Linked DNA regions of Homo sapiens: region 1 is linked to region 2. Evidence: chromatin loops called from intact Hi-C (ENCODE). Cell type or tissue: CD14-positive monocyte. All regions are shown on one strand. Links, peaks and the distances in the headings refer to the core of each region. The heading gives the core; the rest is flanking DNA. Region 1 overlaps LINC00954 (long intergenic non-protein coding RNA 954). Region 2 overlaps HS1BP3 (HCLS1 binding protein 3).

Region 1 (8,327 bases), core at 233-8,232, 750 kb before region 2:
AGAGCAGGCCCCTAGCCACGTGTCCAGTAGCAACACTGAGAAGTTCTGCCCCAAAGGTCCTGCCCATAAAGTTCTCTGCACTTTCCCCCTCCATCCCTCCAAACAAACTCACCCTTCTGAAAGCTGCCTCAAGTCCTGACCAGATGGCACCCTCCTGCAGAAGTCCCTGAACAGCAAGCACTCTGCATGTCATGCCTACATCTCAGCCTGAGGAACTCTTGAAGAGGCCTTTCCTCCAGAGCTGAGTGAGCTCTAAGAGCTCTTTGGCCAAAAACCCCTGGCTCTTGCCCATCACACTTGCCTAGTGTCTGGCTACGATAATTTTCAGGCATTTTATGAAACATTTAACAAGTCTGATTACCCTTCTAGGAGACAGTCCTAGAATAGAGGTCATATGAACATAGATCTTAGTCCTCCTGCCTCAGTGAGTCCCTCACCCCATACACACCTTGAACTCAGGCCAGAAGAGAGCACTTGACCATCTGGCTCTGGTTCCAGTGACTCCAGGACTTATATGCCCACAAGCCAAAAGAAGATCAAGATCTGAGTGGGAACTGTGGAAAGCATGTCATGCGAGCCCCTGCCGCCCTTGAAACTCTGCGTTCCTCCTCCTCAAAGAACAGTGCCTGAAGGTCCTGGCTGTGGCCCTGGCTGGCCATCTTGCTTCCTGGTCACGGTGGTGGCCACTGTGCTGGTCCTGTCCAAGATGACCTGTACATCATTCCATGAATGACACGTGACAACAGCTTCCCAGTGTAATAAGCACATTTAACCCAGCACTTGTCAGCCCCACTGTTCTGTTGGAAGTGTTCTATCTCACTGATCTTGCCTCTCCTAAAGCAAGGGACAACTCCTGGCACTCCGCTGCAGAGGCCCTTGAAGCCTGTTGGAATTTTAGTGAAATGAGATGCCTGGCTTAAGCCATGTTGCCTGGCTTCTCAAGTACCAGCGGACATATTACTAGCAAGGAAGAAGGCTAGCAGCAAGAATGGTTATTGCATCCTAGAGGCATTTAGTGGAGGAGAAAACTGCCCTGGTACCGCCATAGCCCTAAGTGCTGCCCAGAGTTCTGAGCTCTCGATGAGCACTTGGAACACGTCTGCCTGCAGCCTCCCTACACTTTTTTATGACTTGTCCTACTTGTCAAGCCCAGCTTGTCCCACTTCTCCACATGAGTCTTCCAGTGACATCTTTGTGACCATCTCCACCCCCTGGGTAAATGCTCCACGCTGGGAGTCCACAAAACACAGTCTGACTTAGAGATTCTCTGGCATGACTCTCTTCCCCACTGTGTACACTGACTGCCTTAGATGTAGGCCTCTTGTTTGGGGCCCTTCCTGGCCAGACCCTGAAGCAGCCTCTGAGGAGGGTGGTAAGAATGGTTCCCTAGAGCCCAGTTACAGAGTCTGCCTCCTTTCCAGATCATGCTGTAATGGACTGAGATCTCAACTCAGCCCACACTCTTTCCTGGCCTACATAGCCGTCTCAGAAGGGCAATGTTTCTCGCTGTTAAAGCGGGTGGTCCCTCTTGCTAACCTAGCTGAGCATCAGGTACTGGTTAGCTGTAAGGGCTGGGAAGTGGGGGGTGTACCCATTGGCCTTGGTGATGAAGACAGCCAGGTATCCAAGTCCCAGCCGGGACTCCTGCTGGGCCATAAAGGCTTCAATATGCTGGCTTCTCCCCATTGAGGACCTCAGGCCCCAGTTCATTATCAGGATTTTAGAAATACCAAGAACATCAAAAGAACAGAAAAGAGGCCCTTAAGGGACTCCTAATAAGATAGAATTTGCATGTCCTCATTGGACTAGAACCTGAACTGCTTTAAAAAGCAAAAGGCCCTTGGTACAATCTGATGGATGTGACTGTACAGAGAAGAGGAAACACCTCTGAGGGGAGTGAGAGGCCTTGGTAAGGAAGTTGCAATCTGGAGCCACCTGGGCAGGTCAGAGCTCTATAAGCAGGAGAAGCCAAGGGCATAACACACAGTAGTGCAGGTGTCAGCCAGGAATCAAGGCTATGACAGCTGGAGTCCCGGGCCAAGAACTACAGGGGGAAGGAGGAGAAATGCTTGTTCCCCCAACTCCTATCTCCTGCCATGGGGGTGGACTTCTACTAGCTATGACATTCCTACCATCTCTCTGCCTCTTCCCTCTCTCTTTTCTCTCTGCCCCACCCTGGGACACGGTGACTTCCCTGATGCTAGGGGGAGGGGATGGTGTGGGTTAAAAAAAAAAAAACAAGCTGCATAGCTCAGCCCCTTCCTCTCTCCCCTCACTCTCCTGGGGGTGCCTGCTTTCAGAGTCTGTGCAGCTCTTGTCTCCTTCTTACCATAACCCTACCTGGGCGGCAGCAGCCGCCGCCCACACCCTCCCCTACCCCCATGGCACTGCCTGCCACATCCAGGACCATTTCCGAATTCTGAGGCTCTGTTGTCGGAGTGTCCCCTCTAAGCTGCATCCTGCAACCCAGTCCTATTCCCAGAGAAGCCCAACATCCCCTCTGGATCTGCCTGTCTGCATTACCGTTTGGTTCAAAACCCAGTGCTGGTTACTGGGCCTCTCAGGACACCAGGGAGGCTGGGCTGGGGAGGACTGGTGGGCGAGCTGTCCCCTCCACATTCTGCCAATGCCTGGGACGTGAAACTCATTCCTGTTTCCATGAGACTCGTATCCTTAATGTCCCTTTTGACTTCAGCTAATTCTGAGTAAGTTTTTGACCCTCGCACCTAAATTTGGCCCAAGGCAGAAACAGCGGGGATTGGCTTCTCTGACGGCTGAGTCACTTGTCTTCCTGTCTTCTCCCTCATATTCCACTTCTTGTGGGCGTGAATTAAAGTAGAACCAGGCAGGCGACACTCTCCTGTTGGTGACCAGCGTTCCACAGTAAAATGGGGTGTGACAGCAGCTGGCAGAGCAGCAGCCTGCCCGGGGCTGTGGGCCACATCCCCCCTCCACCCCAACCAAGCAGCCTGCCCTGCCCTGGTGCCAGGCGCCAATCGGCTGAGCAAAATAGGCTGAACTCAGGCCCTGCGAGGCCAGGACGGCGCCTATCAAGAACTCCTGTTCCCTCCAGGGCAAGAAGAGGGAGGAGCGAGGCTTGCCCTGAGCGGAGGGGCTTCAAAACTGAGCCCTGGGCAAAATGGGGCAAGTTGGTCACCCTAGAGGGAGCTTAGGTTTAAGGAAAAGAATCTGGGACCTTCTAGCTTTGACTCCAGTCTAACATAACTCTCTGATTGTCCCTTTAGTAAAATAGAAATAATGTCAGTCTTGAAAGAATGTCATGAGGCTTTCATGAGGACACATGGAAATGGCAGACATTTGTCTTGCTGGAAGGTTCTCCCGTTTCCCCGCCCCTATTCCAGGTAGGTTGCTGTCCTCAGTACCTGAGGTTTTATGTGGAATCACCATTCTCCTTCCCATGATTGTAAGTCAGATTATAAGCAGCATTTGAGTAGATGGAAATGTGATTAGGTCTATGTCCCTCATCCCAACATTCTTTATGCCAGCTTTCATTCCCACAGCTCCAGCTGGAGACATGCACCCACAACTTAGCAGTGCCTTGGGGTGTCCTGTCTACTGCAGGACGTCTTCAGTGCCCATAACGTTCTTCTCCAAATTAGGTTTCTGAGCCTTTGCATATTACATCACAGGGCTGGGCCCATGGGACTGCAATCCGGGAGGATGGTCCTAGGCACAAAATTGAATCTTGAGATAGGTCTAAGGTTTGCCATCAGGATTAATGAAAATAAGTGTACACCGGGGCATGCTTCACTAACTGGAAGTCACTATTATTAAACTGAGAACCGGAAGGGCTAGATCTGGTCATAATTCTGTTAACCAACTGCATAACCTTTAAGCCGGAACCTTTACCTGTAAAATAAAGGAGTAGATGATTTCTCCAGTTCCTTCCCGCTCAAGTGTCCTATGACTGATTAAAATTATGTGTCCATTAAGCAGCTCAAAAGGAATTATGTCTGGCTATCTGAAAGCTCACAGCCAGCCAAGGAGGAAGTGCACTAAAGGCGAGGCCCGGCTGCTCCCCAGCCCAGCACTGCTCGCTGCTGTGTTAATTGACAATGATGGAACAAAGCACATTTTATGAGAGTTCATGAGTAGGAAGTCCAAGGAGCCTATACATTAGTCACGTCTGAAAATCTTCCTTGCTGGTCCTGCAAGCCAGAGGAGCTGGCCACTGCCACTTACCCAGATGAAGGACATGTCGATCCAGAAAAGGGAACAGTTAGCCAACATTGCTTTATTTGCTCAATCGTAATAACTTTTTCCAGGGAGAAAACCCACGTAAAACTATTGGAGACAGAATTCTGGATCAAGTCAGGCCACAACATAAAATTACATGGTAACAATGGTCTCCAATTTGAGAGAAGCAGCATAATGCACCCCAACCTCCCACAAAAACCTCAAACCCTTGACTCGGGAAAACAAGAAGGTCATCTTCCATCGGCCCTTTCCTCCACTGTCCTTCTCCCCAGACTCCCTTGTGCTTGTATAGGGCAGGGAGGGGTAAGGAAAACAGATCAGTTGCCCTGGGACGTCAATCACCCTGTTGAAACTGGTCTGAGTGCCAGACAGACAACCAACATGGCTCCTGCCTTCAGGGTCCACATCTTGAAGAGGGAGAGGAACACAGGAAATGGAAAAGCACCCTGGAATTAGATGCTGGGCCAGATGAACTGGAAGTAGTTCTTAAACTTGAGTGTGCCTCAGACTCCCCAGGGGCCTTGTTAAAACACAGATGGCTAGACCCTACCCCCAGGGAGCTAGATTCACTTGGCTTGGGGTAGGGCTGATATTTTGCATTTCTAACATGGTCCTAGGTGCTGCTGGTCCATAGACCATGTGCTGAGAACCAGTACTACAGACAGTGCTCCCCATACTTTAGTGTGCGTATGAACCGCCTGGGGGCCTGGGTAAAGTGTGAGCTCTGATTCAGCAGGTCTGGTACAGGGCTAGGGATCTGCATTTCTAACAAGCTCCCAGGTGATGCCAATGCTGCCGGTCTGTGGTCCCCATTCAGTAGCAAGGGTGCTCCATCTAGACCAGAGTGTGATGGAAGTTAGAGAATGAGATGAGTTTGGGTTGATATTGGCAGGGAAGGTTTAATGGTAGTTACTGGGACTTGGGCTGGTCCCAGAAGAATGAGCAGGATTTAAATAAATGAAAAGGCTGTATTCTGGGAGAGAAATTTGAACACAGACAGGGCGGTGGGATTGAGAATAGCAAGGGTAGAGGAGTGGGCACTGGCCATTGTCACAGATGAGTGACACACCGAGGCTTGGGGCCCTGCATGCAGGCGCCTTGCTCCATCTGCCTCCACACCACCCTCCCCAAGCAAGAAGCTGGTGCAGTTCCAGTAAGTCTACTGGCAGCCAGTCTTCATAATGGAAATAATTATTGTTCTGTGAGTCCCAGACTGACAGCTCCCAATCCTGCCTGCTCAGCCAACTGGGTTATTTTTTCACCTGGCTTGTTAGCAATGGTTTGTTGTTTGGCAGCATGAAGTGACTCCCACTTTTCCTTTCCAATCTCAAGTCAGAGAAACCTCAGTTCTCCGAGAGTTGAATGTCTCGAAGCCACACGGGGGTGGTTATGGATTTCTCAGCAGGCAGCCAGGGCAACCAGCATGTTCTATATGGTGCTCAGTCATGGGTTCCTCTCCTGATCCAGTGAGGGTCATGATCAGATAAAGGAGTAATAGCCCCTTCTTTCCCACACCCACCCCCCAACCTTGGAAGTCTTCCGTTTTCAGGTTTGTTCTAACAAAAGGCTCACCTTTTCTTCAATAGAGCTGCATGTGTAGGTGCAGAAACATGCGAGCTCATGTGCAAAAGGCCTGTCATTTGAAAATGAAACTACTATTTATTGGGTTTCCCAGCAGTGCTGTAACGAGGCACTACAAACTGAGTGGCTTATAACAACAGAAATTTATTTTCTCACAGTCCTGGAGACTGGGGAGTCCAAAATCAAGGTGTTGGCAAGGGCATGCTCCCTCTGAAGCCTCTAGGGCATGGACCTCACCCCTGGGGAGCTGGAAACCCTTCCTTGCTTTTTCCAGTTTCGGGTATCCCTGGGTGTTCCTTGGCTTGTGGCAGAACCACTCCAGTCTCCACCTCTGTCTTCACAAGCCGTTCTCCCCAGTGTCTGTGTCCAAATTTCCTTTTCCTTGTAAGGACATCAGTCACACAAGGTATCTGTAAGGACCCACCCTACTCCACCTGCATCTTCTTAACTAATTAGATCTGTCATAACTTTATTCCCAAATAAGGTCACATTCTGAGGTACTGGTAGTTAAAACTCCAACATATCTTTTTGGGGGGCCCAATTCAACTCCTAACAGGTAACTTTATAGTTTATAACATTATATTACCTGCTGAATTTGACCTTGTCTTTTAGAGGGGCTTTTTCCTCTAAACTAGAATAGTGACCTGTTTTAAATAAAATCGATGCTGAACTATAAATCAGGCCCTATTCTCAAGGTCAGCTGAGAAGGGCTCAAACACTTATCCACCCCATACCTATTAGCCAGTGATGAATCTGTAAGCTCTAAATAGCAAGTTACTGAGCAGATTATGATAATGAATTCACTTATCCATTCAACACATGTAAGGCCCTTCTGCATGCCAGGCCGTGGTGCTGAGGACACAACAGTAAACAAAAGAGACAAAAGTCCCTGCCCTCTCAGAGCTTGCCTTCCAGTGTGGGAAAGACAAAATAAATAAGAACATGGTTTGGGTAAACAGAAAAAAGATGAGTATGATGAGGATTTGCTATTTTAAAGAGAGCGGTCAGAGAAGGGCCAGGATAAGGCCATGGGGTAAGGCAGGGAGAAAACAGCACATGTAAGTTCCTCAACGTGAGTCTTTGTGAAGACTCTGCTTCTCACTGAGAGAAGCCATGGCACACTCCCAAACCTTCACTCTGGTGGCTGTGTTGAAACTGACTTTGGAGGTAAAACTGACAAAGCAGGATACTTGCAATACAGAGGGGCTGATGTCTTGGCTTTGGGTGGTAGCGGATGAGATGAAAATTGCTGGAATCGGGATCTGTTTCAAGGTAGGAACCCACAGTGTTTGCCGCTGGGGAGCACTGGGACCAAGTCTGGCATGAGAGGCGGGACAGTACAGCTGCCATTAGCTGTGCTGGGGGAGGACCAGGAACTCCGTTTGGGATGCTTTAAGTTTGCACAACATCAACTCTGTGATCTTAAAAAGAGCTTTCCAATAAAGTGGAAATAGGTTCAAATAACGTGGTGCCAAAAGAATACATTCAAAGGTATTCTTGGTACACAGGAGTCAAAATTGCCTAGAGGGAAAAGAGGCACTCAGGTGGTGAACACAACTAATAGTAATTTTTTCAAGAGGTGACTAGCAGCCATAGGAAAGGGAGCCTTTTAACCCTTTGTTTCTAGTTATTCTGGCTAAAAATGGTTAGCTGTAGAGAAAAATATGAAAGGCGGGGGGTCTTTTTATTTATACCTCCTGTACTGTTTTAATTTTTATTACCATAGCCATGTATTAATTGTATATCAAGAAATTGGCAAGCACTTTTCATGCGGCTTTAAAAATTATGTGTCAAAGCAGAATAAGGTAGACTTCTAAGTTCTTACACAAAAGAATGTTCAAAATAATAAGTGATTTAAGTTACCAAATAATATGTATACCATAATTCTGCGCATGTATCTGCATACCTGTGCCCATGTATTTGTACAAAGAAAAAGGCCTAGAAGGATAGACAGGAACTGCTTTTTACCTTATATTCTGCAGGTTTGCCACTTTTAAAAGGAGTACTTTTTGCATGTGTTTAAATTGAATGTGATGGCCTTCCCTCTACTTCGCTTCAGCCAGAGCTCAAGCCTCCACACACTCCAAACAAGAATTGTTGAATAGTTTAAAGAAATAGGCGGGCTGGGCACGGTAGCTCACGCCTGTAATCCCAGCACTTTGGAAGGACGAGGCAGGCAGATCATGAGGTCAGGAGTTTGAGACCAGCCTGACCAACGTGGTGAAACCCGGTATCTACTAAAAATACAAAAATGAGTTGGGCTTGGTGGCACATGCCTGTAATCCCAGCTACTCAGGAGGCTGAGGCAGGAGAATCCCTTGAAACCCAGGAGGTGGAGGTTGCAGTGAGCTGAGATCACGCCACTGCACTCTAGCCTGGGCAACAGAGCGAGACTCTGTCTCAAAAAAAAAAAATAAATAAGCAACAGAAAAAAAAACTGAAGCTTTTCAGTCCCCCTTGGCTCTTATTCCTGCTAGAAATAATGTGACTATGTAATAATAAATTCTACTTAAGGGTTGTATCAGTCT
Region 2 (8,327 bases), core at 111-8,110:
GCCCAGAGGGTCCAGCGCCTCCTCCTCCTCCAAGGATTCCTCAGCATCCTCGCCCTTCAGGCTCTGGACGGGCGGACCCTCTTCTGCCACTTGGTCTTGCTCCTCAAAAAAGTCGAAAGCCTCTTCATCATTCCCTGTCTGACTGTCTGTGCCATCCAGGACAGAGGAATCTCTGCTGGTGAGCCCTGCAGCCCCTGGGGATCTGGTACCTGTGGAGGAAGACAGAAAAGAATGGACTTGGTAACCACCCCAGAGCCAGGGGAGGCATCTTGCCACACTGCACCCTCCCATGCCAGGATCTGAGGCCGAGGGCTTCCTGCAGCCTCCTGGGACCAAACTCGTCCCTCCTGGGACCTAAGCAGGATGGCGAGTCTGGGTGGATGGAAGGTGACCTCCGTTTCGGGGGCAGCCAAGTGCCTGCTGCAGCCCCCCAAGGGCTGACGGGCACCAAGGAAGCCTGGAGTGGAGTGGTCACAAGTGGGAGCTTCAGAGCAAGACAGGGGCAGCGGTTCCTGAACCCAAGGCCCAGAGCCTGTGTGCGCCGCAGGGATGGCTGCACCCTCCTCCCGGGTGAGCGGTGGGATACAACAGCCAGGGCACAGGGTGATTCAAAAAGAACCAGTACAGCCAGAACCATTTACAGTTGGAGGCACGGCAAGGAACTCTGCAGACAGAGACCTGCCCCGAGAGTCTGGGCACCTGGACTGTGGACTGGATGGGTGCCCAGGGTAAGCATGTGGAAGATTCCAGAACAAACGGTAATCACTCCATTACAAACTGGCTTAGATGAGCGCTTCTTGAAGTGTGGTCTTCAGACAGAGAATGCCCCCTGTGTGACCACAATGAGGTAAGTAGAGAAAGGGAGAGCAAGCATCCAGAAACTTCATAGCATGCTGCCATCATCACAATACCCAAGTGTGCTTTTGTATTTGTGAAAGTATCCATCTGTGACAGGCTGGGAATAAAAGAGCTAGCCCTTGCCACAGATAGTTTGAGAAGCGTGGGCTCAGACTATTTGTTCATTTCTATCCAAGTGCTTACTGGGTAGTTTAAAACAACTGACTTTTAATAAAATCACCTTGTAGGTAAAGAACTTAGAGAGTGTCTGGCATACAGGATGCACTGAGTGATAATGACGATATCGTATTATGTGATGCTCTGTTATTTTACTTGGACAAATGTGAAAAGCCATTCAAAATCTCCCAAACCTTCAATTTCATGTCATAAGCATCTTACATTTAAACATCACAAAAGCCCTATGAGAGAGATCCCTACTGTACATCCATCTTGCAGATGAGCAAAGTGAGGCATAGAGCAGCTTGTGTTTCTATCCTGCCTCTCCACCAGAGAGGGGCTGGGACATCCTGAGCATCTCTTCCAGCGATGGCTGAGCTGGAACCTCTTGGCACAGTCTACCCAGCCCCAGAGACAGGCAAGGAAGGAAGGGTTGTGACCTTGGAACAACAAGGGCAGAAGAGAACCCAGACCCATGTGAGGGGCCCAACATGGCCACAGGACACCGGGGCTGTGCAGCTTGTCCAGTCCTAGGCCTGCGCATTCACCAGTTTTGCTTCTCTTCCCCACCTTTCACTTTAAATAATTTGTTTTATTTACGGTCAACTTTCTTTTGAAAACTTCCCTTCTGTCTTGTGGAACTAGGAGATCCACAGTAGCTGGGAAGGAGTTAAGCAGACGGATGTAAAGAGGGGAGAAGGGGTGGGAGTCCGGCACCAGCAGTGGTGAGAACCTGCCTTGTCCTGGGGGCATCTGTGAGACCAGGGCCTGCCCCACGGGGGTTCTGGGTTGACAGGACTAACCGAGGAGTGGGGTAAAATTGTAGCCACTATTTACTGTGGTTGTTTCTGTTCTAAGGACTTTGCATGTGTTAGCTCTGTAAATTCTCATAACGGCCTATCAGCCAGGCTACTCCCACCTTACAGATGAGAAAACTGAGGAGAGAAGACAGGGCCAGGACACCCATGGGAAGGGCTTGACGTCTCCACCACTGGGGGCAGGGGTGCTGGATCAATTCCTCAGCCCGGAGCTGTCCCCATGACCCTCTCTGTGGGGGCACAGGTGAGAAGCACATGTCCCCAGGGGCAGGTCACCAGCCAGGCTGTGAGAACACAGCTTTCCCGGGATACTGCAGGTCCCTAGGGCTGGTTGGAGGAGGCAGAGGGGAGTGTGGGGTGTGTGTCAGGGGGTTGTATGTGGTGCATGGTCAGTCGGGGGGTGTCGGGCAAGCTCTAGGAATGGGGCTGGCCAGGAAGGCCATGGATGGGGTCACACTATGGAGAATGCCTGCTGTGTGAGCCCCCACCTGACAGCCAGACGTTCAGTCCCTCAAGGGTAGGCCTCCTTCTGCCCACCATCCAGCCAAGGATGTCAGCGAGGCCACCTGCCTCACCAGCCTGGCTGAAGCCTCCAGGCTGCAGAGGCAGCTGTGGACATGCTCCCACTGGGGCACGGCAGCGGGGCCTAGTTCTGGGCCGGGGAGACCTGAGGGACATGGGGCAGAGCCTTGGGTACCTAAGAACTCTAGCAGCTCTGGGCTGCCTGCCAACTCGGCATCCTTGGAGACACAGCGCAGGATCTCATTGAACACGGCTCTCCTCTCCCGGATGTCAGACTCCCCAACAAACAGGACCTTCCTGGGTAGTGGGGGGAGGCTGGCTGCTGCATAACGACTGCTCAGTTTCTGGTAAAACTCCTCAATCTCGCTGTACTTTTTGGAGACCTGGAATGAGAGGAGCATGTGGTTTCCTGAGTGAAGAGTGGCAGGCAGTGCTCCTTTCTCACCCCGACCAGGGGTTCCCAAGGCCCAGCAGCCAAAGGAAGTGTGCCAGGTACGCCCGCCTGCTGCCCCTCTGCCTGTCTCCCAGCCTCAGGCTCCAGTCCTTAACACGCCTGGCCGATAGCAGATTCAATAAAAACATCTTAGTGGCCCAGAGGAAAGATGCAATAACGGTGCCATTCTGGACACTGTCACAGGTCCAGTTAACAAGATTTGATACAGGGACCCCTGCCCAGCCTGCACGTGATCAGGGCCACTGTGTTCATTCCCAGCTTTCTGCATATCAGGAGGGTGATCTCACCGGCTGGCAGGTCATCTTCCTGCAACACCGTGAATCATCTGTTCTCAGCACCAACCTCATTCTCCCGTGAACCAGTGTGGCCTTCGGCGGGCCAGCCAATGCAAGCAGTGGAGACAGATATTTCCAAGGCTTGTTCTCTGCCCTGCGTCAGGCAGGACCTCTCTGCACGCAGGCACCCGAGTCAAGCAGGCCAGGACTCTTGCTGTCATCAGAAGGCAGCCTTGAGCACCATCTGACTCAGAGAGGGCAGCACTCAGCTTCCCGTGGGGCCAGCGGCTGACTCCCGCTGCCTCCTTGGCCTCTCCCCACAGCTCCTGGGCAGCTAAGCCTTCACCCCTTCACTCACGGAGCTCTTGCTGCATGTTCACTCTGTACAGAGACACCCCAGCAGGCTCTCAGTCTCACAGTGGTTTCAGTGCCATCGCCGTGTCTGTAACCATGTGGGTGCTCAGCGAAGTCACCTGCTGTATACACACACCATCGGCCTGGCACCTACCCTCACTCCTAGCTCCTCTATCACCTGCTGTATGCACACACCATCATCCTGGCACCTACCCTCACTCCTCGCTCCTCTGTGCTTTCCCCATAGACTGGGCCTGTCTCCCCCGACTGAAGTGTGGGTCACTCACTCTTATGCTCCCAGGCCCGGACTGTGCCCACAGTGTGCCACTGGAGTGCTGGCGTGCAGGGGCTGCGGGCATCTGACGCCCTCGGGCTCGGGGAGATCCCTTGGTGCAGGGTGTGTCTGGAACACACATCCTTGGCTCCAGCAACACCACCCAGAATGCCCAGCCTGTGAAGGGTCAAGATACCAGGAGGCAGCTGGGGGGATTTCAGAACCTCCAGTGGGGAGTCACCTGGGACAGGTGCTGCTTGCAGTTGTCAGCACAAGAGCCTGGCTCCAGACTTTCCTGAAAACAGCCCTCAGGGAAAGGCACACGGACCCCTTCCCAGAGCGATTGCTAACACAGGCTCCGACAGCAGCTGTGACTCCAGCCCGGCCCGCAGAGCAGGCCACGGTGGGGGCCGGGCGCCCCCTGCTGGCCCGACTGCTCCCCTCAGGCTCAGACCACAGACCCAGCATATCCAGGCTCGGGGAACCTCCATCTCCAGGGCACTGGCATCGTGAGTACTCCGGAGCTGTAGGCCTGGGCTCCCACCCCACCCAGGGCCCACGTCCATCAGGGGTTCAGGCAGGGCTTCTTGGGTGGGCATCTGCACCAGCAACAAGAGGAGGCCAAGTAAGAGACCCTGAGCAGAGGAAGCTCAAGGTTGAGAACTCACATTTATCTGGTGCCCCCGTGTGCCAGGCACTGCTGAGCACGGGGCAGACAGCCCTGTAACGTTAGTAAGCTTGTGGGTGTCTGCACTGCTAGCACATCCAAGAGCCTGCACAACCTCCACTGCGGTGCCCCCTCCTGCGGCTGTTTTACTCCATGGTCAGCAAATCAGTACACGTTTATATTAAAACACATATGCCCTTTTAAGTAGATACAAAATGCTCATTAATTCTTTGAGTTAATTCATGAAACATCAAAGAGACTTCAGGCTTGGGGGTATGTAACTTTAGGCTCCATCCTGAGATCCCATGGGGAGTAAAGGAGTTCTTTGCCCTCGCAAGTACTTTCAAATGTCTGACAAGCCCCTGCACGCACACACTCCACGAGGAGTGGGCGTCACTGCCTAGGAAAAAGTGGCACTAGTGTGATTCATGGAGGTGTTAAAACACCCTCATGTACACCTTGCATGTAAGGCCGGCCCTCTGCACAGAACCAAGTGGGCTGGGCGGCTGAAGCCCAAGCTTCCCAGAATGCTCCCTCCTTCATGCCCCGCAACATCAAGCTCAAATACTCTCCTCTTCTGCTCCTGTCTCTGAAAATGTGGGTGCATTGAGCTCCAACCTGGATCAAGTCAAATTACCAGGAGCTGCAAAGCACCCTGTAAAGCAGATTCACTCTCAGAGCAATGCAGGCCCAGAATCACCCCTGACATCACACGTTGCTTCTCACCAAGAGTCGGCCACAGGAGCAATCAAATGAAAAACAGCATTGCTATTCTAGACGCTTCTCATGACGTTGTTGAATGTCCCTTAAAATTGTGTGGCTGGGCGTGGGGGTTCACACCTGTAATCCCAGCACTTTGGGAGGCTGAGGCAGGAGGATTGCTTAAGCCCAGCTTGAGGAGTTTGAGACCAGCCTGGACAACATAACAAGACACTATGTCTACCAAAAAAATTAAAAAAGAAAAAGCTGGGCATGGTGGTGTGTGCCTGTAGTCCTAGATACTTAGGAGGCTGAGGCAGGAGGATTGCTTGAGCCCAGGAGTTCCAGGCTGCACTGAGCTATGATCACACTACTGCACTCCAGTCTGGGGAACAGAGGGAGATCCTATCTCTTAAAAAAAGGAAACATTTGTGCTGTAAATTTCTCTTAAAATTTAGTGTCTCTTTCAACAGGTCACCAGAAAGATGCAACTCATCGTTTCCCTTTTTATCTTGGTTGCCAGGAGACTCCAAGCTAGCCCCGTGTCACTCCCTGCTGTACTTCGGGGTCTAGTTCATTTCACCTTTGTCCTAATAATCCTGGACCTGTGTCTCTTGGTCTCCAGCTGCAGGTCCTTTTCACAAGAGGCCAAATGGTAAATAATAAGCCAATGAGTGTGTGATCTCAACCCTCTTGAAATTCTCTCCTCCCTTAGCTCCTCTGACTCCGTAGATACCCACCCAGTTCTCTCCTCTCTGCCTCAACTGCAGACTCCTCCTTCTCCCCAAGAGTCCCTGAACCCCTGGCATCCTCAGGATTTCCTCCTCAGCCCTTCTCTCTGCCTTCCACTTCTGTTCTCTGGGCAACTTGATCCACTCCCAGATTTTTAATATCACCTCCAAGTTGATGACTCCCAAGCCTACATCTCAGGCCTGAGCTCGTCCCGAGCTCCAGCCTCATGTATCCATCCACAGGGCAGACACTTCACACTCCACATGCCCCCTAGGTCTGCTCCTCCATCATATTCTTTATTTCAGTTGGTGGAAACAGTCAGCAAATGTGGTGCATGTTACCCAGTAAACATTTTCAACTCTCCCTTTCCCTTCCATACCAAGTGCAACTGGCCTGCTCCAAGCCCTTGATTTGGGAATGACCATATTGGCCATGTATCTGGGCTCCCTGACACCTGTTTTGTTCCTTCCAATCCAACTCCATGCTCTCAGCAGATTGGCTGGTTAAAGGCAAAAGGGTCCACGTCACTCCCCTGCTTAAAACTCTCCTTGGCTGCAGGTTAAGTCCAGGCTCCCGCAGACTCTCCACAATCTGGATCCTGCCTGTCACTCACCTTCATCTTCCCCGCTTCCTCCCAGGACCACACTCAACTGTGCAGAGTTCCCACTCAATGTCCTATTTCCAACCTCCGTGCCTTTGCTTAGGATGTGTTGTCTGCCCGGGACACCCTTCTCACCTCTCCTGCTGAGCCCCATCTGTTCCTCAAAACACAGCTCAGCCACCGCCTCTTCCAAGAAGTTTCCCCAGGGTCAGTTAGGTGCCCCTTCTCTATACCCCCAGAGCCCCCCAGGTGCTCCTGTCCCCATCTGTATCTGTCTCTTTAGAGGTCTGCCTCTCCACGGACTGAGAGCGTCTGATTCACCCTGTGTCCCTTCTGTCTAGCATGGTCTGGTACTCCAGGCCCTGAGCAAGCAACAGACAGAGAAGCACTTGCTCTGGATGCTACTTGAACCCTGGTGGGCAGATGTGTCTGCCCGCCCGGACCCCGGGCACCCTCGAAACATCCTGGCCAGAGCCTCCGGCTCACCAAGAACTGGACGACATCCTCGGGCCTGTGCTTGGCCGACTTGAACGCAGCCAGACGGGTCACCACCAGGATCTGGTACTCCACGTGTCCAGACATCATCTTGCCCCGTACCTCCTGGTGCTGGGGCACAGTCAGGTCGAGGCCAGTGTGGGCATTCTGAAGTCGCCTGCCAGGGGAAAAGAAGGCAGGTGGGGTTCAGGGTCAAGGCAGTAGGCTTCCCGAGCAAAGTGCAGGCAGGGCCTCTGGGTGCCTGGCAGGCCTGGGTGCCAGGTGACTCTGCTGGCTGTCCTCAGTGGTCACTGCTCCAGGCCACCCATCCCGCCACACCAGCCCTCATAAGCCTGGCTTCCCAGGCCTCGAGGCCTCGGACCTGGTCCTGCCTTTGGGTTGCTCAGGGACAAAGGTCTGCTCCCTGCAGGAAAACAGGAAAGGATGGGGCTTGTTGAAAGGGATCGACACAAACTCTGTGCAGAATGGGTGGGAGCAGCATCCTAGGGCCTCTACTCAGACCAAGGAACATGCCTGGGGCTGCAGGGACAGCAAGGGATTGAAATCCCAGCTGGAGACAGGCACCTCTCTTTGGCTAATGGGCAGGAGGGCTGCTACAGGCCCCCTGGGGGGGACACGGGACGAGCACTGGAGGCAGGACCCTTGTGACCCACCGTGGCCCAGAGAGGCACTGATAGGCCCGTCCCTCATCTGGGCAGTCGATGCTGCCCCTCGAGGTGTAGAGAGGATGCATCGGCAAAACATCACCGCTCTTGGAGATTTGTAAAATGCAATTCGAATATAATGAATTGTATGATGAGCAAAGAAGTGATGAGATGTTTTTCTTGAAGTGGAAAAAGTTATTAAATACATCCCTCATCCTACATAAGGTGAGACACAGACCTGTGCAGACTAACATCCCTCACGCAAACACCTCTGGCAGGACACGTGGGGCACCCTCTGAGCAGCTCTGACCATCGAGGTGAGACCTCCTGTGTGCTGGGCAGGACCCTGAAAACACGGGAGGAGCTTCTGGAGCTTAACCTGTGTCTGGGGCAAGGCCCTTCCCTCTCTGGAATTATACCCCAATCCATCAAATCCCCCTGCCCCAGCACTCCTCCCACACGGACCCCTCACATCCCACGCTAGGCCACGCTGTCACCAGCACAACGCTGCTGTCACCAACTGGTGAGGCCTACAGTGATGCGTCTCCTATGCCATGTATGACACCCAATGACTGAGTGCTGTACACACAAGGAATATCCTCCCGCGGCGTAGGGCACCCCAGGCAACCTGCCTTCAGGTGGTGAAAAGTGCAGCAAGGGCCGAATGGGCACTGGGAGGTGCACACGCACAGCCAGCCCTCTGCCAACGGCACCGAGTTCACGCAGTGTGCACGCGCGGCCTGGTGTCACCCACGGTGTCACTGCCACCAGTGTGGAG

What was found. Hi-C counts contacts between places; a loop is a spot of excess contacts. Peaks named below come from ENCODE experiments on the same cell type or tissue, not always from the same donor. Only the 100,000 strongest peaks of a DNase experiment are listed, where the experiment ranks them.
Region 1: it touches region 2 in a loop (5-fold over the local background); 2 of 110 quality-filtered maps call a loop at or near these places.

The regions. Positions count from the first base shown.
Region 1 is chr2:19,883,652-19,891,978 of GRCh38, forward strand. It overlaps LINC00954 (long intergenic non-protein coding RNA 954), which reads left to right. Exons shown (of 10, transcript NR_033875.1): 10 at 499-1,396. Among named protein-coding and RNA genes, the nearest start is that of TTC32, 14 kb to the right of the region's middle. In CD14-positive monocyte, for the core only: no CTCF peak of the experiment used is centred there; a DNase peak (open chromatin) is centred at 4,080; H3K4me3 peaks cover 633 bases; H3K27ac peaks cover 1,807 bases.
Region 2 is chr2:20,638,444-20,646,770 of GRCh38, forward strand. It overlaps HS1BP3 (HCLS1 binding protein 3), which reads right to left. Exons shown (of 7, transcript NM_022460.4): 2 at 6,897-7,062; 3 at 2,530-2,737; 4 at 1-209. Among named protein-coding and RNA genes, the nearest start is that of HS1BP3, 8.5 kb to the right of the region's middle. RefSeq lists enhancers at 1,900-2,401, 4,238-4,367. In CD14-positive monocyte, for the core only: CTCF peaks have their summits at 4,134 (motif pointing left) and 4,339; a DNase peak (open chromatin) is centred at 4,128; H3K27ac peaks cover 799 bases.